Linked DNA regions of Homo sapiens: all the other regions are linked to region 2. The links are chromatin contacts, found by Hi-C or POLR2A ChIA-PET in ENCODE. All regions are on one chromosome and are shown on one strand. The core of a region is the stretch at or near the end of the contact, and the rest is flanking DNA. Distances in the headings are between cores, read along the strand shown.

Region 1 (6,567 bases), core at 857-3,356, 180 kb before region 2:
TCCCAAGGTTTCCTGTCATCCTTGCTACCCGCCTACAGCCCATCTCTGCAGCCCATCTTTCCTGACTCCAGTTCTTCTTTTCATTATCAAATTATTAAAAGGTAATGTGTGCACAGAGTGAAGCTGCATCCAGCTCACTTTGTCCACCTTCCCCAAGCTTCCCATCATTCTCCTTCCAATTCTGAACAGAAAGCAGGCAAGGAGCAGAGTTGAGATGTGGAACCAGCATGCCTTTCCCTCAGGCGGCCTTTGTTCCAAATACATCGTATAAGATTTGAGCAAAGCAAATATGTTTTCATGCCATGCTTGCAATTTACCTGATTTTTCATAGTAGAGAAGGTATATTAAGGGGCCTCTCTGAGGCTGTTGCTGCGCAGGTTTCTTGCTCTGTCATTTCAGGACAGCTGTTCTCATCGTTTCATGGAGACTGGATGTGTCTAGGCCCCAAACCCAAGCTTCCTCTAAGAATACTGCCAGTGTTTGCAGACAGCCTCCTCCAAGGCTGGGAAACAAAAGACAAGGAAGTGATATGAAACCACCTCTGTTACAATGATGTCCGTGCCTCTGAAATGCGTCCACGCAGAGGATCGCGCAGAGGCAGAAGGAGGCTTGGGGGGTGTGAAGGAAGAATGCAGGATGAGGACACTACATGGAGCCTGGAAAACTGACTCTGCTCAGGGCAGTCGCAGGGGGTGGCTTCAGACACAGGTTCTCCCTGGTGAGCTCAGTGTGCGCTTAAAACAGCAAAGCAGAAGGCCCGGAGCCATGGAGAAGAGATATTGGACAAGACAAAGAAAACAAACTAACAGGCAAAAACTTCAATCCTGCTCTGTCGAATCTGAGGCTATATACATGGAGGCTGGAAAAGGGAGCAGAGGAGCTCACAGTGAGAAGGGAACCAATGTTTATTCCAGCTTTGGTGCCTCCCTAACTTCGTGTGTTATGCGCCAGACATGGTAGATAGACAGATAGATATACAGTCAGACAGATGGACAGATAGTTAGATAAAAAGAAAGATAGATAGATGCAAGATTTATAGATAAATCTTATTTAACTTCTATTTAACAAACTTGGAAGGTGAGTATTAGCCCCAATTTACAGATAAAAAAACAGAAATGCAGGAGGTTGAACAGAAGAGCCCAGGAAATAGAGTGATTCCATGGTGTGCTGGGTTGAAGGGCTGCCTGAGCCATTTAGACGCGGGCTGGGTCATGTGGGTGTGTCCTTATCTACCCAGTGCTGTGGGAGGAGCATCTTTCCCTCCCCTGCGAATCCCTGCCAAGCTTCCAAGACCCCTCTCCAAAGCAGCTCCAGGCTTCCTCCAGTCCCCACTACCAACTAGAAAGAAATGCCCACACCCGCTACACGCTGAAGCAAACTTCTGAATTGTCTGGGCCTTCTGAACCTTCTGGAACTCTGGCTTGCCCACAAGGCTATCTCTCCCTGACCTACACGCAGCTGCAGGGCAGCACTTGCTCTGCGCTGAACACACATGGAGCTCTCTGGAAGCATGGACGGAATCCTCTTCCCAACATACCATTCTTCCACGTGACATGGAACAACAAGAAAATGATATAAAGCAAATCCGGGCCCACATCGCAAGATCCCAAAAGGCAGGAGGAACAGGTTGTCATTTCTTCCGAGAGTTCCCCTGTTTCAGTTTTCCCCACGCCTCTCCCAGCAGTGGAGGGCTTGTTTCCTTGTTCCTGAATCCCTGCTTTCTGAATCTATGTGAGTTCACCTGGGCACTGGAAGGAATGAAAGAAAACAGAGTCCCTGCCTGATTCAGGGAAATCTGGAAATTTCTTTTATTGATAACAAGCATAAGAACGACATCATTTGGCTGTGTTTGTACTGCTTGAAAACATTTTGCTCAGATTAGCTGTAAAAATTTCAACACCAACTGCATCGTCTATCAGAGATAGGGAAGATAAGGCGGCTCTCAAATCAGCCAGCCTTTGAGAGTTGGAAAGAACTTTGATTAAACAAAGGGAATGTCACAATGTTTCCTGAGCCACAGACTGAAATCCCATTGTCCGGTGAAAAAACGCATTCAGCACAGCCCTGCTCTTTGCCTTCAGACGTGCCTTTCCCTGTGAAGCACATTCTGACCGTGAACCTAACGAGAAATCCACAACTGTGACTAATTGTTTTCAGTCCTCATTGATTGTCAAGACTCCTGACAAAATTCTCAGAAATAGAAACTAAAATTGCTGCATATGCAAGACTTTCTCAGTGTGTCTGAGAATGCTCCCAATACAAGCCCCCTTTCTCATCTGGCTAGAGAGCTCCTCGGGGAGCAGGCACACTGCACAGAGCCCCAGAATAACCACAACGACAATTTCCTCCAGGATTAAACATTTCCTTGGTCAAGGCCAGAGGTAAATCTATGCCCCTGTGAGTGCACATAGAGGAAAACTGGAACCAACCAGGTAAAACTGGTTTTGTGAATGAATATGATTCACTGGTCCAGCTGTAAAATGAATCTCACAATGTGATTACACCATTCCAAAACAGCTGAGACCATTAAAGTTCAAACTGGCAGACTTCTACTTCTTACTGAGGGAAGAGGAGAGAGCCAAGTTTTAAACAATTACAGTTTGTCACTATAAAAGGCATGCAGGTTGCAGTGAGAGAGTGTGTGTGTTTTCAGGTAGAAGAGCCTCCCTTTGTTGCCTTCAAAAGTTCTCTATGCTTTTTAAAAGCTCATCACAGGAAGGCAGGATTGGACACCACATGGAAATCAGAATCCTCCTTCACTGATCAACGGAAAATATCACCCTATTCCGAAGTTCAATGTAAGAACACTTTCTAAGAGACGCTCAGATTCGACGTTAGGACTCCCGAACATTGTGTAAACTTTTGAATATTCAACAAACCCTTGGTTTCAGTTATGAAAGCAGTCAGGATTCCAGATTGTCAGTTGTTGGTGGTCAGTAGTGAAAAAGAAAAAAGATCTACATATACATATATAAGTGTGTGTATAGATAGATACATACTTAACTACCTATCTATCTATACACACAGTCACTAGTTAGTGACTTAACTAGATAGATATATAGTTAAGTATGTATGTATCTACACACACACAGTCATACTTAAACTCAGAGATAATCTATTTTAATAATAGTACTTTCCTTTTTCTATGAACGTGTTCATAAAGAGGAGGAATGCCAAAGAGGCTGAATCCCAACACTGATCCTTGCATGCCAGAGAGAAGGGCAAGGTACATTTATAGGAGATTTCCATTCCTGCTGCCTGGAATTCAACTAGAACATTTCATCATTATCTGAGAATTTTCATGTATGGGCCAGACACTGGGTTTGCGAAAAAATACGTGCTGAAAATGCATACTTGGAATTCTATGAGGATATCTGTGAATCACAAGTTTCACTAAAACACTTAGTCCTACAAATCATGTCTTCAGGGCATTCATTCCCCCTGCCCTGGTCGTGGATGGAAGGGTCTACCCAGGCATTGAGCAATGGGATGCTTCTGGCTGACACTGCTCAGGGGGACCTTCAGCTGCCTGAAGGGAGCCTCCTCACCTCAGAGCCCACCCAGGTCTATCCGTGAGAGGCACTGGGCAAGGGGCTGTGGGTGGAGAGGGGGTGCCTGGAAGGTAGATGGGGAGAGGAGAGTGGGTGGGAATCCACTGCTCCTCGCCATCCCTGGCGTAGCTATATTATTTATTTATTTTGTATAACAGGCTTTCCAATGGCAGGCCTTTTTTAGAAAAAAGAATTTCACGGTGTAACCAGGGTGAATTTTGGAATCTGCTGGGCTGGGTGGTTTTGTAAGCATTCGAGCTTAAATCCGTTACTGATTCATTTTAGTGTTGCCTCTAGGTATTCTGCCTTCTGCTTTTCTTAAAGCATCTTAAAAAAAAAAAAAAAAAGGCCCTTCTAACTATGATAGTCACCAAGAATGAGATTTTCAAAAGCACCTTAATGTCCTTTGATGTGCAAAGGCGGGTTAGGTGTTGAGAGCTGTCTTGCAGGACAATTCCTGCTGTGGCCATAACCTATTTTAGAACCCACTGACCTATGTCCAAAGAAGAGTAGAGGATGCATTTATTGCTGGATCTTCTTTCCTATCTGCACTTGCCAAAAATTTCAAGAATGTATCATTCTGTAATCACCAAGTTTCATCATTTTCTCTCCAGACTTTTGTACCTTCTTAGTGGTCATTTTGACAAACCTTACACAGATAAAATTATGCCACAGCTTATGAAATATATTATCTCATTCAATCTTCCATCTTATAAAAGGAAGTATCAACTATGTGGATCATTTCTCCTCCAAAATTATCACCTTAAGTATGAAAAAATTAAAAAAAGAGAAAATAAAAATTGGAACAGAATCAGACTTATTTTCTGTTATAAACTGTTGTTACTAACAGGCTGCCCAGGCACTGCTCCAACCCGGTGAGAGGCTCTCTGATGAAGTAGCGTTTCTAAGTGGCATGGACAGGCAAGACCACGTGCACAGATACCCCTCCGTGATTTCAGTCACCACCTTGCTTTTGTTGGACATACATCCAATCTGATGCTTGTTTTGTTTAATATCAGTTTTTAACATCAGACTTTGTAAAAGGTACAACAAGAAATAATGCAAATTCAGAATTTCTCCTTCCATAGATTGTCATCTATCCTCCCTCACTGATCCAGGAACAGAGTTACAAGCTACCATTATTTCCCTTTAAGAAGCTAAGTAGCTGAGCCACCAGACATTCACAGCCCTGTTTTCAGAAGTTCTCCCTCCCTGTGACGCAGCTGGAATGGGAGGCAGAGGGGATTCACGAGGTCCTTTCCTGAGACTTGGAAGCTTCCCGCCGTCAGGGTGTGGCTCATTTCTGGTCATCAGCTGCTGTTTCTGAGCAGATCCTATTAGGCTCCCAATGAAAAATGGGGTTCCTTATAGCTCACTCTCTACCAAGAAACAGCGAATCAGAGCATAATACGCAAATTGCTAATATGTCATTTTTACCATAACGTGTAGGTTTCTATTATAAGTGAGGGAAGAAAAGCAGGAAAGGGTGGAGAAGGACATGAAGCATGAGACTCATCGCCCGTCTGTCCGAGGGTGTCATTTGCTCTTCCACATGCACAGGTGCAGACAAGCCCAGTCCCAGAGGGTATGCAGTGCCTAGGATTTTGTATAATATCACTGCTACCCTTGGTAATGATCGTCGTGTTTATGATACTCACTGAATACTTACTAAATACCAGGCACTGAGCTATTTATTTCTTTTAATACAACATTTATAAGCCCTGAGATGGCTTTGAGACAGATATTGTCATTTCTATTTTAAAGATTTAAAAACATGAATCTTAGAAGACCAACATCATTTGTCCAAGCTTCCATACCAAGCAGGCAGAACCCGGATTCGAACTCTGACCCATCTGACTCCAAACCAGTGACCCAGTTGCTTATTGTGGGACCTAGTTTACACTGTTATCTAAACAGTGAAAGTGCTGAGGAAGACACAGTAATCTAGTGCCAATGCCAAGCATGCCTTCAGACTCAGAGTTCTAATAAAATTGTGTACAAGGCTGCACTCCCTTTAAGGAGAAGGGAAAACCCTACTGTTCATAGCTTTTTCTGGTGACATTTACTTGTTTTACCTTTTGATAAAATCATTTGTCTTTTTTCTGGATCGTGTTTGCAAATAAATCCTTCAATGAAAAAATCCTTTCATCATTTCACATTCCCAGATCCTGAAGGCACCTGCATTCCAGCTCTTCAGGGAGGCAGGGGAGGACCCTGGGGAGGACCCTGGGGAGGACCCTGCACATTCCTGCCAGCTGTATGGGCCCCTCCCCAAATGTTCAGCCGAAGAATTCACCTCTGAACAATTTACTAGGTCTCCCAAACAGCCTATTGTCTTTGTATTTGGAAAAACTAAATCCCCTCTAAAAACAACCTTCAGAGTAGTGTATTTTTATCTTAAAATTTGTCATGCTGATTTGCTCATTACTATAAAGTACCTGCAACACACTGCCTCTGGAAATCATGTCATCCATTTCCCTTCTTTTTTTTTTTTTTTTTTTTTTTTTTGAGACGGAGTCTCGCTCTGTCGCCCAGGCCGGACTGCAGACTGCAGTGGCGCAATCTCGGCTCACTGCAAGCTCCGCTTCCCGGGTTCACGCCCTTCTCCTGCCTCAGCCTCCCGAGTAGCTGGGACTACAGGCGCCCGCCACCGCGCCCGGCTAATCTTTTGTATTTTTAGTAGAGACGGGGTTTCACCTTGTTAGCCAGGATGGTCTCGATCTCCTGATCTCATGATCCACCCGCCTCGGCCTCCCAAAGTGCTGGGATTACAGGCGTGAGCCACCGCGCCCGGCCCCATTTCCCTTCTTTATAAAACATCCCACTAATTTCACAATCCCGTAATAGTATTTTTCAAATGACAAACCAAGATCTGTTAGTGAGTCAGGAAATCAATTTAGTAGGTTGCAATCAGCTTTTCTAAATTAAATAGAATATGATATAGAATCATATAAAAAATAACAGCATGTCATGTATGGTATTAGTTCTCAATCGGTGGTTAGTTTTCCCCCAAAGG
Region 2 (7,017 bases), core at 4,518-7,017:
ATATAGTTTAGCTGTGTCTCCACCCAAATCTTATCTTGAATTGTAGCTGGCATAATCCCCACACATCATAGGAGGATCTTAATGGGAGGTAACTGAATCATGGGGGCGGCTCTTTTTCATGCTGTTCTCATGACAGTGAATACATCTCAAGAGATCTGATGACTGTAGAGATCTGATGATTGTATGAAGGGGAATTCCCTGCACACCCCCTCTTCCCTGCCACCATGTAAGTAAGACGTGACTTTGCTCCTCATTCGCCTTCTGCCATGATGGTGAGGCCTCCCCAGCCATGTGGAACTGTGAGTCCATTAAACCTCTTTCCTTTATAAATTACCCAGTCTAGGGCATGTCTTTATTAGCAGCATGACAACAGATTAATACAAGAAGTGTTGTCAAAGAAACCTCTTTAAGGAAGGAAGGCAGAGTTGGGCAGAGAGAGAAGACAACTCACCATAAGGTTACAGGGGAGACCTCAGCCTTCTCCAAGCATCTCTGAAGCTGTGATGGGCCTTCAGATTTATTCCAAGCTGAGACGAGGGCCAGGCCTTCATATTCCTGTGTCAACCAGTAATTGAACATGGGCCTCCTCAAGGAGATGCCTTAACCCTGAATGAGTTCCCTACTGCTGAGAGCAATTCCCAGTGAGAGAGGTGAGCCACCCCTGACTGCTGTCTATCACAGCTGAGCAATGGATGTGTTGGCCCTGAAGAAAGATCTGGGGAAAGCATCAGAGATTTGGTCGTGAACTCCTCTACAGTTCACTCTGCTTTAAATTCACTTGCTTCTTCTAGGAAGTGTGCCGCATCAGGGAACAGCTGTCCCAGGATTTTGGTTGAACTGGTTACCTGGGAAATTTACAAGGGAAGATTAGTAGAATAAATTTCAACCCCCATTGCTGCAGTTGATCTCAAGGCTATAACCAATATTCATCATTGTCCTCCTCCACCCTTGGTTGGAGATTCCCCCCATCCTCAATTCGCACCTCTGCTGGTCTACGTAGCTTGCCTAGTGAGGCAGTCCAGACCATCATCTCTGAAGGGTCTGCACCTCTAGTTATCATTCCCTTTGCAAGCTATGACATCTGCACTTGGCCACTTGTAGTTAAAACTGAGCATGGGAGCACCAAGAGACACCCCGGTGCATCCTCTGAGCAACAATCAATTCTGCCCTGGCCCTGTGCATCCTCAGCCCCACTTCCCCTGGCCAGCTGTGCCCACCAGGATGATATCTCCCTTCCTTTATGGCTGATCCTTGTCATGAAGACTCTAAGTGACAAAGTGGCTGGTGTAAATTAAAGTTCGTTGGGACTTTTGCTGTGTCCTCCTGCAGAGGCATCCTTGCTCTGCAAGCCAGGATCTCTACACCCACAGAACCTCATATGTCAGAGAAAGAAAGCACACATTCCCTAAGTAGGTCACTGGGGGTGTTGCTAAGTACGGCTGCTCCTACTACTATTCTTTTCTTTGGTTCCAACCTATTTGGGACACAGCAGCATTGACATAGTATGTGCACTGTCCTGGAGGACAGTGGCCCATCCTCATAGGATATCATCTCTAATCTGGGCCCTTAACTATTTACAGAAGGCTCATCCACCTCTCTGTCAAGCTGGTAGCTTCTGGGTGACGTCATATGCGATGGGGAAACTGGAACCCATGGTTATGTGCCTACTGCTGAATTTCCATTGCGATAAAATGGGTTTCTTGACCTAAAGCACTGTTAGGTGGAACCCTGTGTTGGTGGATGGTGATGCTGGCGTAGGCCCTGCAGGCAGGAAAGATAAACTTATGCCAAGACTATCTGATGACCCAGGTCTAGAGGAGTCTCTATCCCCTGCATGGGAGAAAAGGTCCACAGAGCCAACTTGCTACCAAATAGTTGATTAGTCTCTTTAAAAGACTAATATGGGGGCTTGGTGTTGCTAGTCTCTGCTGCCAACAGATTAGACATTCAGCAGCAGCAGCATGTAGAAGAGCCACGGAGAGTGGGAGCCTGTGCTGATGGGCTCTTGCACAGCCTCATTTCTGCAACTAGGGCATCCATTGTTCCTGCACTGGGTGAGACAATGACAGGCTCACTAATGTCCATCAGCCAAGTCGCCTATGTGGTTGTTTCTGCCCCTTCCACAGTGAGTGCTCTTTGCTGGTGATCACCATGTGATACCCAGATCTTCACACCCTGCACTCACCCTGATAGGTCCATCCACAGGCCCCTGCCCCAGACTTCCTTGTCTCTTGTGTTCCAATCTTTCTCTTTTTCTAACATCCTACTGCCCATGAGCCTTGCCATAAATGTCACAGGGCACATATGCTTACCTCAGGCCACCTCACTTTCCCTACACAGTGGATGACCAGAGGACCTCCCCAGATGGAAGTGCATCAGAAGACTTCCCCTCACTGCTGTCTCCCAGGGCCATCCCTGAGTGTTGCTGCCTGCAATCCATATTAAATGCACATGCGCCAATGAATCAAGCCATCCTGGCCTGAGAGAAGGCGATCAGTGTAAGCAGATGGAGAAAGAGCAGAACAAGAGTGGTGGATGACCTGAGGGCCAAGCAAACCATTTGTGCAACTTCCTTGTTCTCTCTGGCCCTGCTCATGTTCAGTCCTAGATATCCTACTTCCCCTTCTGTTGGGCCCACCCAAGTGTATAAGCAATTGAGTCTGACAGAAACCAGCCCAGCCATGTGGTTACTCAACCTCGCATGATGAAATGCTTCATCTCTATCAGGGCTGAGAAGCACACCAGGAGCCACTTCTCAAATGATGTATTCTTTGGTGCTGATGGCATGGCCTTTCTCCAGAATGCCAGGAGTGCAGTGATTATCCCAGGGCTTGCCATGAGCTCCACATGATGTCCCTTCCATACCTCTGTGATGTATCATACGTGCATGCAGTGCCGTCAAGTTCTGCCACACCACACCATAAATGCCACAGAGTACCATACAGTTGTCCAGGTCGTATGGCACAAATGACAAGGTTACTTTCACCATCATCACCTGGACCTACTGAGAATGCTTTTCTTTCTGGGTCCCAATCAAAGATGACAGCCTTCCACACCACCCAGAAAATGGGTTCAAAATGTGTTCACGAGGGCCAACTATGCTTCCTCCAGAAGCTAAAGAGGCACCTCAGCACTGTGCTACCTCTTTAATGGGAGGAGGTATGAAGTGCAATCTCTCTTTACTTTGGAGGGACTCTCCTGTTAAGTCCCTAAAAACTCCACCAATGTGGAAGGCCTCTAAGTCTTCACAGGGCTGACCTCCCAGCCTCGCTATGCATGTGGCTTACCAAGACCTCCAATCCACTTGCCACTGCTTGCTTATCTGGTCCAATGAGCATGCCACATCGAAGTCGTGGGTAAAAGTGGTAGTCTATGGAATGTCCAGATAGGGCAGGTGACTTCAGACTAAAAAACAACAAAAGTTAGCATGCTTAAAAAATAACTGGATAATTCTAAGCTCCTCAGAGACAACTGAAATTTGCCTCATTTAAAAACTAAAGATGCACTTAAAAATATAAAATCAACAAACTGTATGATTTAGTCTCTACCATTATCAAAATATTATGATTTTATTTATTATATGAGGAGTCTGTTTTAGAAACAAATATGCAAAATAAACCATAAATAAGAATTTTTTTAAGCAACAAAGTGAGAGAGTTCACATGGACCAGGAATGGGACCATAAAAGTATTCTTTGTTTGTTCCAGGTCAATGTGAACTGCTTCTGATCCTCCTTTGTTCAAGGATGAAAAACAACAGTTCACCAAGTCAATAGCTTCCTTAGAGAGGCCAAAGACTCCGTTTAATCTTGTCTAGCAAAAGTTCCATGCTTGGCACAGCCACTGCAGGTGGAGATATGACTTGACTCGCTGTATGGATATTTACTGTCCCCCATCATGGCCCACCAGGTCTGTGTGAGGGGCAGCCACCATGGTGAATTAAATGAGGCTATGGCAAGGGCCACAGCCCCTGCATCCTTTAAGTCTTTGAGGGTAACACTCATGTCTGACATTCCTGCCATCAACGCAAGATGTGGTCATATCTGTGGTTTACGATCTCGTAGGGGAAGAGGCCTACCCCACTACAACATCTTTTATTCTAGGCCAAGGAGCCAACGTGCAGGTTCTGCCAATGAACCTGCCATTCACTCCTATTATACTAGAGAACCAGGGAAATGAAGAATGTGAGCTAGGCTTGAAAAAAGATTCCATTTATTACCTGCCTTCCTGGTCTCCAGTCTAATAGGAGGGCTATGGTAGCATCTTGGGTCTCCAAATATCAATGTTAGCTTAATAGTCCTTGAAAAGCTAAGGCATTCGTCTTTCCCCAGTGTGCATTTGCCTAAATAAATGTCCTAGATACCTTTAGGAGAGAAGTGGGGGAATTATTGCTGAATGCACCTGCTGTAATATGGTACCATCCTTCCTGGGAAGAGCTCTGCTCCTCCTTCAGTCAACAGATTCTGGGGCTGAGAATTAGCTCCATTCAAGAAACTAGGCAAAAGATCCTGACTTTTGTACCTCCTGGTAATCCACACGTGCTTTCTTGTAGAAATTAAGCATTGCCCTTGTTGGGTGCCCATCTATCTCCTTCCTAAAACAATGAGCCTATTGAGAGCTCTCTGCAGGGCAGGAACCCCCTGGGTGCCCCACTGATCTTGCCTCTCATTGTGATCATGGCCTCTGCCTTGCATCCAATGGTGAGCATACCACCTGGCCTTTGTAATCCCAGGATCCTGTCATCCCCGTTGCTACCAGGAGCCAGTTCTGTGATTTCATCATCTGTCATCAGCTCTGGCACATAGAGCACAGCCATTCCTGAGCTCAGTGACTTTGGGGCCACTCTCACCAGTGCATTCCTTTGTACATGGGAAGTCCTCCAGGCCATCTCGTGAAGATAGTCAGCACCATGGATGCTAGCATGTCCACTCCAGCATGGCCACTTCTCTGAGCCATTTGGTCCCTCTCTCCACCATCTGCCTGAGTGTGGGTCACTGCTTTCTCTAGGCTTTTAAGCAACATCTGAGTTGAGTCTTAGCATTCTCTCCAGGGATCTTGACCAAGATGCTTAATCCTGTACCACCTAGATTGCTCCCTCTCAATAAACTCAACCTTATTCGATTTTATATCTACACTCTTTGATCCAATCCCATGAATATATTCCCAGGTCCTCTGCAACATATTAGCTCGACCCCACAGCTCCTTCACCTGATATCCCCTTTTGGCCAAGCCAGCCCAGCTCATCCCCAGTCGGGCTGTGCTGAGATTTGGTTCTTGTTATTCTTTGGTTTTGCCAACAGGAAAGATGAGGGTAGATCCTGATGGGTCAAGCATTGTCTTGTATGATACCTACCTCATTTGAGACCTCTGTATGATCTTCAGAAAAGGAAAGTCTTGCTTTTTTTTTTTTTTTTTTTTGACCGAGTCTCGCTCTGTTGCCCAGGCTGGAGTGCAATGGTGCAATCTGGGCTCACTGCAAGCTCCGCCTCCCAGGTTCAAGCAGTCTACAATCTTCTACATGACATGAGAAATAGGCCATTTCTGCAGGCCCAGGGGACTCAGGGGCATGTAAGTGTTCAGGGTTCCCAACTGTCCAGGGCTCCCACCCTAAGTGTAAGGGTCTCACCTCTTTCCCATTAGAGCCCTGTGTCTGAAGGACTGAGAACTTAACCTACTCAGGGTTCAGACTGGTCCTCCAGCCAACCTGCCTTCCAGCTGCAGATCATCGGGGTTTTCTTAAATGCTGCCAAGGAAGTGCTCTGGCTTTCACAGTTTGCCTGAAACCAGTGATGAGTCATCCTGCGCCTCTGCCTCTCTCTCTTCAACACTCAGTAGCCTCAGCCTCAGCCACCCAAGCCCACAGGCCTTCTGGTTATCATTTCATCAGCCGGCCACCTGCTTCCTCTCCAATTTTTCATTAGGGCCTGCAACTCACAACCACGTCCAGTGTCAGCTGCCTGAAAGTCTTCCTAGAAACAGAGTCTGAGATGGAAATTGCATGCAGAGTGCTGATCAGAGGGTGTTCTCGGGAGATTCTCCTGTAAAGAAGTGAGAAAGGCAGGATGCTGCAGAAGCTGAAGCTGGCTGCAACGAGGCTACACTTGGAGCCACCCCCAGCCAATCCTAAGTGGCGCTCTCGAGCTGGGACGGCCCATCAGAGTTGTCCCAAGTTGAGGCAAGAGGGCCGAGCCTTTGCGTTCCTTCCTCGGTCAGTTTCAGAACCTGGGGGATATGACCTGAAAAGAGGCCATTCCCTGCAGCAGGAGGGGGCATCCAGTGCGGGCTCTGCCATGGCCATCATCAACTGTCACTGCAGCTAGCGGGGAGACCTGGGCAGAGCACCCCAATGGTCACTGCAGCCGAAAGAGGACTGCTTGTCTTTCTGCTCTCACACCCCTTACCTAGGGAAGAGCAGAGAAAGGGTTGCTTGAATGGGAGGAATAGCAAAGAGAACAAAGAAATCCCAATGAGGGGAAACCTCTCAGCGCACCAGCCTCACTGTGTGCTGAGAGGCACCCACTGCCTTCCCTGCACTCCTTAGATCTTGTTCATGGGTGGTTGTTTGTTGTTGTTGTTGTTGTTGTTGTTGTTGCTGTTTTTAATGTAAGAAACAGAATCTTGCTGTGTTGACCAGGCTGGTCTCAAACTCCTGGCCTCAAGCGATCCTCCCCCCTCAGCCTCCCAAAGCACTGTGATTACAGGCGTGAGCCACTGCATCCAGTCTCATTCATCTTTTTGTACCATATTCTCTGTCCCACCACTCAGAAATATCTCAGGTGCTGTACTAGTGCCTTACACATCCTGGACCCTCAGTGCTGTCTCAAACTCCTGGCCTCAAGCAATACTCCCCACTCAGCCTCCCAAAGCACTGTGATTACAGGCGTGAGCCACTGCATCCAGCCTCATTCATCTTTTTGTACCACATTCTCTGCCCCACCACTCAAAAATATCTCAGGTGCTGTGCTAGTGCCTTACACATCCTGGACCCTCAATGCATAGCATGGTAGCACCAAAAGGT
Region 3 (7,125 bases), core at 4,229-6,728, 230 kb before region 2:
ACACATTTGAAATGGGGTTCAACCTCACTGATTGGTAAAATGAGATAGCATATTTTGCCTATCCATGCACTAAGGATTTGTGGATGGCAGCTTTCAATGCTAGCAAGAATACTCTGAAAAAAGCACACATATATTTTCCTTCAGGAGGCAAATCTGGAAGTATATATCAAGAATCTTTAAGAAGACTTAGAATTAAAAGGAACACTGTTAATCAGATAGAGAAGCTAAGTTTAATATGTACAGGAATGCGCCCACAGCATTATTTATCATTGCAAACCTAGACAATGCTTAGTATCTCTTAGTCTCAATTCCTCAACTGAACACCAGGAATAGTAACCTACTTTGTGTATATGTTATATATGTAAAGCATTTGAAATAGAGCTTGGCATATAGCGGACACTTAATACATAATTATTTTTTGGATTTTGTGTGTGTGTGTGTGTGTGTGTGTGTGTGTGTGTGTGAGAGAGAGAGAGAGAGAGAGAGAGAGAGTATTACTGTGACGCCCAGGCCAGAGTGCAGTAGCGCGGTCTCAGCTCACTGCAACCTCCGCCTCCCAGGTTCAAGCAATTCTCCTGCCTCAGCCTCCCGAGTAGCTGGGATTACAGGCATACACCACCAAGCCCGGCGAATTTTTGTATTTTTAGTAGAGACAGGGTTCGTTTCACCACGTTGACCAGGCCGGTTTCAAACTCCTGACTTCAGGTGATCCGCCAGCCTCGGCCTTTCAAAGTGCTGGAATTATAGGCATGAGCCACTGCATCCGACCCAATGCATAATTGTTTTTGCCATCTTTTGCTGTACTAGGAAAATTCTGACAGCAATTTCTGGCTGCTGTTTCACCTTGAGCTTCCTGCCAAGTGGCACCTGAGAGATGTAGGGTACTTGCAGCTCCCAGCAGGCCACAGTGGAACGGTTTCCACTCAAACATTGACAATTTGGAAAGCAGAGGCATTTGAAGGAATATATACATAACAAATTCACTTACTGAGACTATTCCCTTAAGATGGTAGATAATTCAGGAATACTATTTTTACAATAGATATTTACATTCATAATTACTGATTTCCGATTGCCAGTACATGTGGCAAAATAATTTTGGGGGATGATGTGTGCTCGAGTGTGAGAAACATAAAGATACAAGATCAGTATAATATATATACACATACAAACACATACAATGAGAATAGTTGTATATGAGATATATAAATACATAGGTTTATACAGATGTAATATCTATTATGTCTACTTAATTGCATATAAAGAGGTAGATAGAAATGAAGAAATAAAATAAATTAGTCATTTTATGAAAGAATTCATGATCCTCCATAAGACTCCAAATCTTATCTAATAGTTAAAATGTAATTAACTGGATTTTTAAAGGTACAATTCATATTCAGTATCGCAGGGACACATATATTTCAATACACGAGGTAGACATGGAAAATAATTCACATTTATTTACACTTGAAAGCCATAGTTATTAATGCCTGCTAATCTCCCTACACAAATTCTGAAATACCAACACCTAGCCGTAAATAGCTTGAAAGTGTGACCATAAAGAATGTGCCCATAGGTGGATTATCTTAGGGAGATTAACCTGCTTTTTAATTCATTCAATTATTAGAATATTAAAAATTAAGCACTAACACTTTCAAAGTGCCAAAAAGACCCAAACACAATAATAACTCAGAAAGCTCGGACAAATAAATATAGGGACTTTAAAACCATAGCCACTTACAAAGGAATTCAGGAAAAATTTAATTTGATTCAAAGAGGTTTAAATCAAACAAATGATTATCAGAATGAAAATAATGCTTTGATCAAATGGTTTTTTTTAATTTTAAAATCTCATACGAACTACAGTGTTATCCTATGTTTACCAGAGTCATTTATCAGTATATCTATCCACTTTCCAGAATGGGGAAAAAAAAATAAAAGCTGTTACATCAGCATTTTTTTAGCCTTCTCCTTTCTACACATTAGGCCTTTCTTGTGTGTGTCTTCTAGAAAATTTGCATTTAGAGAAAGGAAATTTTAATCACTTGAAGAAACATCCTCTTGATCACACCAAAATCTTTCACTCCAAATTCCAAGCCATTAAAACTTGACCCACATTACAGAAATGATGGCACCATGGCCAAAAACTCTGCTTCCTCCCCCTAAACTCAACTTAGTGATTATATTTTCTTTTTCTTTTTTTTTTTTTTTTTTTGGCCTTGTCTCAGTCTCTTATGTAGATCAGTTTCCCCCACAGCTCAGTAATGAGATGAGGTAAGCCACGCCTATTCCAAATTACAGAGACCTAGGAAGGCAAAGGTGGAGAGGAAATAAGAGGACTCTAAAATAAGTATGGAAGTAAACACTCCTTGCTCCCAGCTTTGGCCCACCAGTAAACACAGGCTCACAACGTTTCTCCTTTGTAGATTCTGAACAAGTTTCATGAGCCAGTATCTCACAAACATCTGCCTTCATTATAATTATATTTCTATTTCAGCTGCACCAAGCTATTTACAGATGAGCCTGTTCATAAAGAGCTTTATAATTAAGCAAACAGAAATATCTTTTTATAGGATGCAGATCTAGGGGTGATAATCACACACAAAATACACAGCAACAGTTGCAAATAGAGTGTTTAACGCTAGTTATATAGTTAGTGATGTGCTCAATAAAGCCTGACATGTCTTTGTTCCTAAATACGAGAAAATATGGTCTTTGCTACACAGCAGTGTAAACTGTCTTCTTTTCCTATTTTTTTAAGCAAAGGCCATATTTTTCAGGGTGGGTTCTTAAAATATATGTGTGTATGTGTTTTATATAACAACGGGGTCATAACACACATTCTCTGGCTTAGTAGGGCTTGAAATATGCCTGGGATTTGGAGACAGCTGATTCTAAATATAAGCAGCAACGTATGGTGGCACAGAGTATGACAGATTAAATTAGTAGATAGTAGAGAGTATCTGATGGTACTATGGAAGTTGCTGCCAGACAAAAAGAAACGTACGATACTTATCACGGCAGAAAAAGGAATTGCTCCTGTTCCAATTAAAATCTGCCTAAAGCCTTGGACATTTCCCAAGAAGGCCAGTCTTTGCTCCTGTACGTTCCCGTAACTCTTACCTGAAACCTCCCCCTGTCTCAATGCTTCAAAGCTGTCACTTGCAGAAAATATTTGCAAATCTTCTTGACCATCCAGAAGTCATGAAATCCCAAAGACTGGGCAGGAAAAATAGCCATTGTTTGCTAAGATTCAGCCTTGGCACAGAAAGGTTCACATACATCAAACAACACTTTGTTTTAGAAGATATGTGTGCAGCTCATATACTGCTCCTGAGAGTATATAGTGGTGCAATGCTTTAGAAAATGAATTTAATTAGACACACACACACACACACAGAATAAGTCTAAAAATAGTAATGTCCTTTGACCTGGTAATTACAATTGTACCAATAATTATGAAGAAAAGAAAACCCGAAAAGCATCAATAAAATAACTTTTATGCAGCAAGATATTTGTCATTGTCATAATGTTTACTATTATCATAAAATAAAAATGGAATGTCCTCAGATGTCCAACTATAGGGAAATGGTGAAATAATTTATGGCAGATACATTCAGTGGAATAGCCTATAGCCATAATATATTTGTTGTCTAAAAGTTTATAACGATTTGGAGGAATATTTATAATATTAATGAGTAAAATTGGGTGAATGACACAATATAATCTCAACTGTGTACATATGAAAGTACAATAGATGGAAGGAAATACATCAAAATATTTAAAGTGATTAAAAGGGAAATGGGTATAGACAGATTTCATTTTATTCTTATTAGTTAAATGTATTTTCCAAATTTTCTATAATAAACATTTACAAATTTCAGGTTCAATAAAGGGTATTTTTAAAACTATAACCAACCTCAATGTCCATCATAATGATAAAATTGGAGTTGCTTAGTTCTATTGTGGAAGGCTGGCATCATGTTTTCCGACAGACTCAAGTAACCAAACATTTTCTATGATCGAAGTGTAGCTGTGTCTCTGGTCCACTTTCTACCAGTCTGCTAGAATATGCATGGGAGGATTCCAAGGGTTTAAAGCATGTGTTACAAGCATAACTGTATTTGTTCTTTAAGAAAAGGAAGATGAGGCCGGGCGAGGTGGCTCACGCCTGTAATCCCAGCACTTTGGGAGGCTGAGGTGGGTGGATCACCCGAGGTCAGGAGTTTGAGACCCCAGCCTGGCCAACATGGAAAAACCCCATCTCTACTAAAAATACAAAAATTAGCCAGCGTGGTGGGGCATGCCTCTAATCCCAGCTACTCAGGAAGCTGAGTCAGGAGAATCACTTGAACCCAGGAGGCAGAGGTTGCAGTGAGCCAAGATCATGGCCACTGCACTCCAGCCTAGGTGACAGAGTGAGACTTCATTTCAGAAAAAAAAAAAATGGGAAAAGGAAGAAGAGAGCACTGGCAGAGAAGCCCCTGGCTCCGGTGTGGAATGTGTCATTTCAACATAGTTTGTCTGTCTTTTGCTTGAGTCTCTCTCCTGGTCTGTGTGCGTGTTTATGTTTCTTATTTTCCTCCAAGCCTCCACATCTGCTTCTTAGGCCTTTCTCTCTCCATAACGTGTAATGAAAAAGGGAGAAGAAACTCTATTGAGTTCCTTCAGTGTGCCTAGTGACATTCAGTTTTGTGGAATCTTTCCATCTTCACTCCTTTCATGAGGAATTGTTGTCATAACCCCATTTTAAAGGTGAGCCGAAGTCCCAGCGTGGTGGCTCACACCTGTAATCCCAGTACTTTGGGAGGTTGAGGCACAAGGACCTCTTGAGCCCAGCGTTGGATGCCAGCCTGGGTAACATGGTGAGACCCCATCACTACAAAAAATATAAAAAATTAGCTGAGTGTTGTGGCACATGCCTGTAGTCCCAGCTACTCAGGAGGCTGAGGCAAGAGAAATGCTTGAGCCCAGGGGGCTGAGGCAGCAATGAGCCGTGCTGGTGCAACTGCACTCCAGCCTGGGAAACACAGTGAGATCCTGCCTCAGAAAAAAAGAAAAGGGTGAGCAGATCAAGGCAAAAGGAGTTTGTTCCAAGCTATCCTGCTATTAGGGGCAAAGTAGAAATTCAGATTTTGGGTGTGTCTGTCTAAATCCCAGCTGATGAATGAATCAATTCTTCTCCCATGTTTTCCATGTCGTCTCTCTGATATTGGACTCAGAAGACCCCCTGTAGGGGGACTTGAGTGTGAACTTCAGCAAATAGATCATGCTTCCCAAGTTCACATACAACCCAATGCATATCAGTCACCCATCAATTTATCTAATACACTTGACCTACTTCCACAATCAGCTTTCATAACCTAAACAGTTAAATGTAGTATGAATTAGAAAAAAATAAAGTAAAACCAAGGCAGTTTAAAAGAGTGGAGTAATTGTTACTTAACGTCTGATTGCCCCAGCCAGTGGCTGATTTCTAACCACTGTGTGAAGGGCTCCTTCCTTTCGGTTTCATTAAACCTGCTTCCTTTTTGTTTAAAGGTATGTTTTCTGATTGTTGGTGTCCAGGATTTGGTAAACTTGAACACAGACATTCAGGTTTACTGTCTTTCACAATGGTGTGGGCCTGGAGCACGTTCCCTGGGCTTCCCAGATCAAAGTATGTCTACACCTCTTGCCCTGTCTGGAGACATCAGGTAGCTTTCCTGAAATGAAACTACCTAGGTTTAACATGCTAGTTCTGGATTTGAATGGACTATGGCCCTGTATTAGTTCATTTTCATGCTGCTGATAAAGACATATCTGAGACTGGGTAATTTATAAGGAAAAAGAGGTTTAATTGACTCAAAGTTCCACGTGGCTGAGGAGACCTCACGATCATGGCGGAAGGTAAAAGGCATGTCACACATGGTGGCAGACAAGAGAAGAGAACTTGTGCAGGGAAACTCCCCTTTTTAAAACCATCCAAACTCATGAGACTTATTCACTATCACAAGAACAGCATGGGAAAGACCCATCCCCATGATTCAGTTACCTCCCACCAGGTCCCTCCCACAACAAGTGGAAATTGTGGGAACTATAAATCAAGATGAGATTTGAATGGGGACACAGCCAAACCATATCAGGCTCTTTCTCCAGCATTTTCAATCTTTGTATCTTGCCTAACTTCTTTTCTGAAAACAAACAAACAACCACAACGACAAAACCATTCTCCAAAAGCCCCATCTAAAAAAAGAAAGTTTTTTTTTTTTTTTTTTTTTTTTTTTTGAGATGGAATCTCGCTCTGTCACCCAGGCTGGAGTGCAGTGGCGCGATCTCGGCTCACTGCAAGCTCTGCCTCCTGACTCACGCCATTCTCCTGCCTCAGCCTCCCGAGTATCTGAGACTACAGGCACCCGCCACCACACCCGGCTAATTTTTTTTTTTTTTTTGTATTTTTAGTAGAGATGGGGTTTCACCGTGTTAGCCAGGATGGTCTCGATCTCCTGACCTCGTGATCCGCCCGCCTTGGCCTCCCAAAGTGCTGGGATTACAGGCGTGAGCCACCGCACCCAGCCAAGAAAGAATTTTTACTTGCTCAGATGCTCCTCTATCTGCCATCCTGATTCTCTCCTTTCACAGCCCAAGTATTAATATCCTTTCTCAGAACCCTGGAATTTAGCATCATCCTGGCTGGCTGTCATCTGTGTGGGGCCAGCTTTGTAGCCATAGGAGCTGTACAGTCACACAAGGCTCTGCACCGAGGAGAGTCCTGTGCTTAGTTTAATACTCACTCGGTTGTCACCATCGAAAAAGTCTTATGAATGTTAGAACAAGGGGCCCGTGTTTTTGTTTTGCACTGGACTTGAACTTGTCCACTAGTCTAGTGCCACAGCCCACTTCAGGGCTGGTCACCATTCCCCACCCGGCTGTCCCTGTCTTGTGTTCTTTGCTGGTGAGTCTCTGGAACACTTACACAGTCAGCCACTGCTCCTGAGCCTCCCTTGCTGCTGTTCTGTTTGTTTCTCTCTTCTCCTTCTGAAATAGTTTAGCATTACAGATCTCCTCTAACTCCCAATGGCACTGCTGCTCCGTACCCCATTCCTTTGTGTTGTCTAGCCTTACCCTAAGGTGGTCCCATGCTCC
Region 4 (7,151 bases), core at 2,409-4,908, 240 kb before region 2:
CACTCAAGGAGAGGGAGGTCTCCAGGCAGGACATGGCACCTGTGCAGGTGTTTCGATGTGTTATTGTTAGACATATGCACAGTTGGCATTTAAAGCAAACTAAAAAATTCTTAAAGTTTCTTCTGAGCAACACCATTTGTTGTGTTTTTAAAAAGAAAATAAGCCTTGTCCTCCTTCCTTATCAAGATATTTTAATGCAAGAGATAATCTCTCTGAGATGATTTCCTACTTTAAAAATATGTATCATATTTATTTGTAAAAATAATTTGAGTTTATTTAAGTATATTTGAATGTTCACACTGCAAGAAAATAACTGTTGCAGGATTGTAACATCTTCTCCCTCAGGCTCCCACATTTCGGGTCTGTATTCCCCTCAGTTAGAAAGAGCTGCCATCACTAAGTCAAGGCTTCATTTCATTTTTATATGCTCTTTAAGACTTAAGGCCAGGCACGGTGGCTCACGCCTGTAAACCCAGCACTTTGGGAGGCTGAGGCGGTGGATTACTTGAGGTCTGGAGTTCAAGACCAGCCTGGCCAACATGGCAAAACCCCATCTCTAATAAAATACAAGAAAATTTAGCCAGGCATGGTGGTGCACACCTGTAATCCCAGCTACTCAGGAGGCTGAGCTGGGAGAATCACTTGAACCCAGGAGGCAGAGGTTGCAATGAGCCGAGATCAGGCCACTGCACTCCAGCCTGAGCCACAGAACGAGACTCCATCTCAAAAAAAAAAAAAAAAAAAAAAAAAAAAAAAGATTTGACTAGATTATTTTTAGGTTGCTATTCTAAAATAACCAACTAATAACAATTCAGGGAGACAATGCACAAGGTTCCGTGGGAAGCATGCTGGCTTCTGTCAGACAGAACTGAGTCAGAATTCTTTCTTTTTCATTTAATGTTTAATCCAAGAATAAAGATGGTATACATACAGGCATACAATGTGATGATCTGATGTAGGTATATATAATGTATTGATTACCATAATCAATGACACATCCATCACCATCCATACTGGCTATTAGATCCCCAGACCTTGTTCATCATGTGACTGAACGTTTGTACCCTTTGATCAACATCTCTCCATTTCTACCACTACTCAGCCCCTGGAAACCATGATTGCATTCTTCACTTCTGTGTTTGATTATTTTTGATACCTCATGCAAGTATAATCATACATTATTTGTCCTTTTGTAACTGGCTTATGTTACTTTAGTATAAAGTCCTCAAGGTTTATCTAAGTTGTTGCAGATGGCAGGATTTCCTTCCTTTTATAAGGCTGCATAATATTCTATTGTATATGTATACCACAATTTCTTTATCCATTCATTCATTCATGAACATGTCAGTTGTTGCCATGTCTAGGTTATTTTGAATAACGCTGCAATAAACATGGAAGTACAGATATCTCTTCTAGCTACTGATTCTTGTGCTTCCTTTGGATATAGACCCAAAAGTGGGATTGATGGGTCATATGGAAATTTAATTTTTGTGGAGTCTTCATACTGTTTTAATTAGTATCTGTACCAATTTGCATTCCCATCAACAGAGTACAAGCAGTTCCTTTTCTCCATATCCTTGCCAATGCTTATTATCTTCTGTCTTTTCAATAATAGCATCTTAGGAGGTAGGAGATGGTATCTCGCTATGGTTTTGACATGCATTTGCCTGACGATTAGTGATGTTGATCACCTTTCCATGTATCTGTTGGCTACTTGTACATTTTCTTTGGAGAAATATCTATTCAGGTTTTTGACCACTTTTTCATTGGATTGTTTGGGCCTTTGCTATGGAGTTGTATGTGTTCCTTGTATATTTTGGATACTAACCCCATATCGGATCTATAGCTTGCAAATATTTTCTCCCATTCCATAGAGTTGTCTTTTAATTTTGTTGATTGTTTCATTTGTCATGCAGCAGTATTTAGTTTTATTTAGTCCCATTTGTTTATTGTTGCTTTTGTTGCTTGTGTTTTTGGTATCATTTCCAAAAAGTCATTGGCAAAACCAATGTCAAAGAGTCTTTTCCCAAAATGTTTTGTCTAAGAGTTTTATAATTTCAGGTAGTTTTGGCAACATATTTATTAAAGAGACTATCATTTCCTCATTGTGGATTCTTGGCGCCTTGTCAAAAATTATTGATCGTATGTGTGTGGGTTTATTTCTGGGCTCTCTATTCTGTTCTATTGGTGTGTCTGCCTGTTTTTTATGCCAGCCATACTGTTTTTATTAGTATGGCTTTGTAGTATACTTTAAAATCAGGCAGTGTGATGCCTCCATCTTTGCTCTTTCTCAAGGTTATTTTGGCCGTTCAGAATCTTTTGTGGTTTGATACAAATTTTGGATCTTTTTTTGTATTTCTATGAAGAATGAACTTGGAAATTTGATAGAGATGGCATTGAGTCTATAGAATAATTTGGATAGTGTGGGTGTTTTAACAATATTAATTAATTATTATTGTTAATGTTGACCTCTTAAAATGATTTTGAAAGTATTCCTTTCTCTTCAGTTTTTTAGAATTATAATGAATCATGAATGATCAATTGGTTTCTCAGTTGTCTCTACTGGGGTTCTTTCAAATGAGTCATATTTGTATAATAGCCATATACTATTTTACAGGTAAGAAGGGATCAAGTGTTTTTATTAACTTCACAGAAATACTCCTCATGTATCTGGCTCTCACATTTGTATTCATTTTCTATGCTACATAATGAATCGCCACAAAATGGTGGATTAAAACAGCACATTTATTATCTTACTTTTTCTGTGGGTTAAGAGTCTTGGCATAGCTTAGCTATTTCCTCTGCTTAGCATCTCACAAGGCAGCAATCAAGGTGCGGTCTGGGCTACACTTCCATCAGAGGTTGGATGGGGGAAGAACTGCTTCTAACTTCCCTCAGATTTCCCTCAGATTGTTGAAAGAATTCATCTCTTTGCATTTGCAGAACTGACATTCCCAATTTCTTGTTGGCTGTTGGCTAAGGCAGCTCTCAACTCTACAGGTGTCTTATGGTTCCTTGTTGCATTGCCCTCCCATAAACTCTCTTGCAATATGGCAGATTCCTTCCTCAAGCCTCCAAGGGAGAGAAGTCTTATGTGTGCTATAAAGATGGGGTGTGTGTGTGTATGTTTGTGTGTGTATTTGTGTGTTGTAATATCCCATCACTGTTACCATATAAAATAGCCTGATCACAGGAAAAGATTAAATGGCAAGACCATAGGGCCACCCTACTAAGATCTGTCTGCCACAACATTTAAACCATTTATCTGAAACTCTTTTGGTAAGAAGCATCAGAAAATATTTACACAAGATGTAAATTAGAAAAAATATCACTGTTGGAGTATTGTCATGCAGGCCCTCCTGTGCTTCTTTGGGGAAGATTTGGGCAATAGAAAACCAACAACTCCCCTAGCAAAGGGCTAGACTTTCTGATAGAGAAGTCTAAATACAGACAACAAGTATTTCTTCTTTCAGTCCCAAGTGTAATGGCCTTTTCCCCTACTGCCAATTCAATGAAACAGTGCTAAAATTAGCCATTTGTTTTTGTTATTGTTATTCTTGTTACACTCCTTTGGCACTTAATACAATGTGTCCAACATAAACTTTGTCGTGTGCTTATGTCTTGCCTCCAGAGAGGAAGTGCTCTTTCTCTCCTCTGATCCAGTTGTGCAAAATCGGTTCCTCTTTCAGAGCTGTTATCATTTCCTGCCTTTTTTAAAGCTCTTTGTACATCTGCCTTGTCATTCCTATTGGTCTGAGATTTATTGGAAGTGAATGAAGAATGTTTTATTCCTCTCTAGCATCCTATAACAGCTAGCACAGAGCCTGGCATGTAGTAGACTCTCAGTTAATGTCACTGATTGGATGAATAAATAAATGAATGATTAGATTTTACTAAGGAAATTAAAACCTCTCTTGAGGGTATGCCTGAATTTTTGTATCATTTTACATGTTCCACATGTTTAACATATTTAGATCAAAGAAACCAATAAGAATCAACATCAACTCAATGACTGAAAAAGATGTCACATATTCAATTAGTTATTCAGGTCCCTAAGCTAATGTATGTAAATACAAAGATTAACTCTAAATCCAAAGTAAGCAGTTAATAAACAGATATTGACACACAGTCTACAGGTACACAATGAATGAAATCCCTCTTCTTTTCAGAAACACTCTAGATTAAAAAAAAAAAAAACACTGATCCAGAAAGACAACACCTGTGTCAACATCAGGGACTCCTCCCACCCGTGCACATCCCTCAGTCAATTCAAAAGAAGCGGAGCGTCCAGAGGCTAGAACATGTGCCAAACACCTCTGAATGTGCTGGTGCAGCCATCACTATAGAAAGTGCAGAAGTCAAAGACACCTGTACAATGACTGAAATCTCATTTACTGACCTAGGTATTTTAAAAATTCTATTTACCTGACCCTTTAATAAAAACACCTTTTTATTGCTTAAACATAATACTAAAATATGAGTAAATAACCTTGGCCTTTAAGAGGTGGATAAAAAAAGAGTTGGGAGGGACATATGAAGTCTGCCTTTTTTTTTCCTTTTTTTTCTTCTTTCTCTTCCTCCTTGTCTTCCTCCTTCAATCCAGAACAAAGTAGGCAAGTGAACACCAAGAAATGTAAAGCATACAGGTCTACCCGAGGTACAGAGGTATGGTTCAATGGAAAAAGCTCTGGACTAAGAACTAGAAGCCCCCGGCCGTAATCCTGATTCAACTCTGGACCCTAAATCACTTCCAATTATCAGCCTTAGTTTTCTCATCCATAAAAAGAAGCTGTTGGAGTAGGTGATTTCGCAAGTTCTTAGAAAGGTGTGATGCATTTGGAAAGAATTCTAAAGAGTCCTTACAATCAAAGTAAAGATTTGGAGGGTTGAAATATGTAGTTTCAGAATCAATAATAATAAGTTGTTTTTTACTGTGGAAAACCTCACCACTCTTTTCCAGATGGCTTTTTCATTAAACACCCTCAATATTATTTTTCACTGTGTTCTTGAGACTGCTTTCTAGTTTCAGTTCACACATATTTATGCCCTCTAAAATGTTCTCTAAGTTGGGAGTTCATCTGGAAAAAGTCAAAATGAAAGTGAAGCACCCCACCAAGCCCCCCACCAAAATCAAACTCACTGAAACTTACCTTCCTTGCTAAAAACTTCAGGTTCCTTTCTCTCCTCATGCCAAATTGTTCACAAAATCTAAACCAAGGAAACAATGAGATTTTAAACTGCATTACATGTTTTGTGAAACTCTCTTCTCCTCCTTCCCCAAGCTATCCACTTCTTTGTCTCTAAGGTAGAATATACTGAAAATAAAATGCAAGGATGCACTTAAATTCATATAAATTTTAGCACTGGAAAAATCTTTGGTTTAATCCAACTCTGTTACTTTTTTATTTTATTATTTGTCCCAGATTACCAAGATATTTTATAATAGATGTGAATTACCTGAAAATTCTCTGACAAGCATGGATAATAAAAACAAAATGAAAGAAGGCGGAATGTTTATTCATACCCATACCTAATATGTTGCAATCATTTCTATGACATATATGCCCTCATTTCTTTCACATAGCTTATTTCATTTACCCTTTAGCACAGGTGTGCAAGGTGGCCACTATTACCTTCATTTTAAAGATGAAACAGAAGGTCAGGAGAGCTATGTGACTTTCCTGAGTTCAACAAATAAGCTAAATGAGGAACCATGTCAGTGCTGAGATTTGAATCCACATCTGATCCCAAAGTTTGTGGACTTGCTCTTTTACCAAAGAGATATTCAGTAAGTTTAAAACATTTAGTAACTACATTGTTAAATTCTAAAGGAAACTCATTTTTTTTTCTGTATATTCACTTCCCAGAGCTTTTTAGGATATTAACCAGTCTCTAACACACAGTAGGCTTTGGTCCAACTAGTGTAAAACATGGTGCATAAATTCACCAGAGATAAAGAAAATATTAATACACGAGTAGCTAACCATTGGTGGCAAGTGACAGGAGAGGGAAGGTTTACAGATTTAGGTAAAGTGTTTTATTTATCCGAAGTTTTCTCTTGGGTATTTTCAGACTACCATAACTCCTTCTGAACATGAGAGACTGGACACATCTCTCTGTTCTTTGTGGTTACTCCAACCACAGACACGTCCAGAGAAAAAGTCTGCACGCCTTGTGCAACTTGTCAGAAGATGTCACCAATACACAGTGGTATGCCGCTAATGTCTAACAACCAGGTCTTTGGAGAAAAACAGGTCCTGATTTGTGGTATTTGCCAATTTCCATGGTGTAAATACAACGACCATGACGGATTCAAAACCATAAATATGTCATCGCAGACTGCAAGTAGGGAAGAAATGAACAGTAGCCCATGCTGTATAGTATTTCCACCGTACAGAAATAACAGGAGTAACCGCTAGATTGTGGGATATGGAAACATGTGGTCAAATGATTAGCAAGTGATGAATTTTGAATATTATCTTTTTATATAACCTTTTCCTTGTTGGTTAATATTAACTTGTTAAATTTTACCAATGCCTGTGTATAACAACTGGGTCACAAAGTTTCTGAAAACTTAACAGTCCACTCTTGTGAGCTGGTGCAAGCCAGTCCCAGCCCTCGACTGTGACTATTTCATTCCTGCTCTAGGTTTGTACTTGGGTGGATGTTTAGGGATTTGCTAGCATGAGTTAGGTGTGATTAGGTATACACTCTGCTCCAGCAAGATTCCAAATACGACAGTTTAACCTTAGAAAATAAAGGGTAATGTTAGGCCCTCTGTCTGAAATACTTTCTATTAGGGAAACAGCAGGAGCAGAGATCCTGGGACCAGGCCTGCTGTGCTCCAGGAAGGATGACATCCTGCTCCTAGTCCCTTCTACAGCAGCCTAGGTGTGGGGACAAGCACCCACGTAGCTGAAGGCGGCATGCACACACTTATACTCACTTGTCTATAAGCTTTCATTTTTAAACTTTCCCAACTGTAGAGCTCTGGAAAGATGTTCAAAACTGTGCTTTTGCAAAGTAAATGCTATAATCTGTTGGCTTTCTTTTTATCATCAGTAGTGCTTTCTCATCGTTGTCCAAACTTCCATAGAAAAGGTGAAAACCTTCAGAATAATTGCCACCCTGCCACGTGCTGGGCCTGGCAG

The links. Hi-C counts contacts between places; a loop is a spot of excess contacts on that map. ChIA-PET counts read pairs that join two places held with the same protein, here RNA polymerase II (POLR2A). Pooled maps may share reads with other maps.
Region 1: a map with no recorded cell type shows a loop between it and region 2 (10-fold over the local background). The contact joins two enhancer-like sites. A Hi-C loop is called at or near these places in 1 of 168 maps with a recorded cell type or tissue (IMR-90), 7 of 37 single-sample maps with no recorded cell type and 8 of 50 pooled maps. POLR2A ChIA-PET finds 5 or more read pairs at or near these places in 1 of 52 experiments (activated CD8-positive, alpha-beta memory T cell).
Region 3: a map with no recorded cell type shows a loop between it and region 2 (4-fold over the local background). The contact joins two enhancer-like sites. A Hi-C loop is called at or near these places in 1 of 168 maps with a recorded cell type or tissue (PC-3), 1 of 37 single-sample maps with no recorded cell type and 2 of 50 pooled maps. POLR2A ChIA-PET finds 5 or more read pairs at or near these places in 1 of 52 experiments (T-cell).
Region 4: a map with no recorded cell type shows a loop between it and region 2 (2.9-fold over the local background). The contact joins two enhancer-like sites. A Hi-C loop is called at or near these places in 1 of 168 maps with a recorded cell type or tissue (GM12878), 23 of 37 single-sample maps with no recorded cell type and 14 of 50 pooled maps. POLR2A ChIA-PET finds 5 or more read pairs at or near these places in 1 of 52 experiments (GM12878).

The regions. Positions count from the first base shown.
Region 1 is chr2:8,117,890-8,124,456 of GRCh38, forward strand. The region is part of intron 7 of LINC00299 (long intergenic non-protein coding RNA 299); the gene reads right to left. Among named protein-coding and RNA genes, the nearest start is that of LINC00298, 140 kb to the left of the region's middle. Within about 2 kb of position 2,107, at least 9 of the 41 ENCODE cell types and tissues checked have a DNase peak (open chromatin) inside an H3K27ac peak, as active enhancers do.
Region 2 is chr2:8,296,389-8,303,405 of GRCh38, forward strand. It overlaps LINC00299 (long intergenic non-protein coding RNA 299), which reads right to left. Exons shown (of 9, transcript NR_034135.1): 3 at 3,288-3,405; 4 at 452-555. Among named protein-coding and RNA genes, the nearest start is that of LINC00299, 29 kb to the right of the region's middle. RefSeq lists enhancers at 4,282-4,838, 5,944-6,003. Within about 2 kb of position 5,768, at least 17 of the 41 ENCODE cell types and tissues checked have a DNase peak (open chromatin) inside an H3K27ac peak, as active enhancers do.
Region 3 is chr2:8,071,158-8,078,282 of GRCh38, forward strand. The region is part of intron 7 of LINC00299 (long intergenic non-protein coding RNA 299); the gene reads right to left. Among named protein-coding and RNA genes, the nearest start is that of LINC00298, 98 kb to the left of the region's middle. Within about 2 kb of position 5,479, at least 3 of the 41 ENCODE cell types and tissues checked have a DNase peak (open chromatin) inside an H3K27ac peak, as active enhancers do.
Region 4 is chr2:8,055,198-8,062,348 of GRCh38, forward strand. It overlaps LINC00299 (long intergenic non-protein coding RNA 299), which reads right to left. Exons shown (of 9, transcript NR_034135.1): 8 at 5,151-5,208. Among named protein-coding and RNA genes, the nearest start is that of LINC00298, 82 kb to the left of the region's middle. Within about 2 kb of position 3,659, at least 2 of the 41 ENCODE cell types and tissues checked have a DNase peak (open chromatin) inside an H3K27ac peak, as active enhancers do.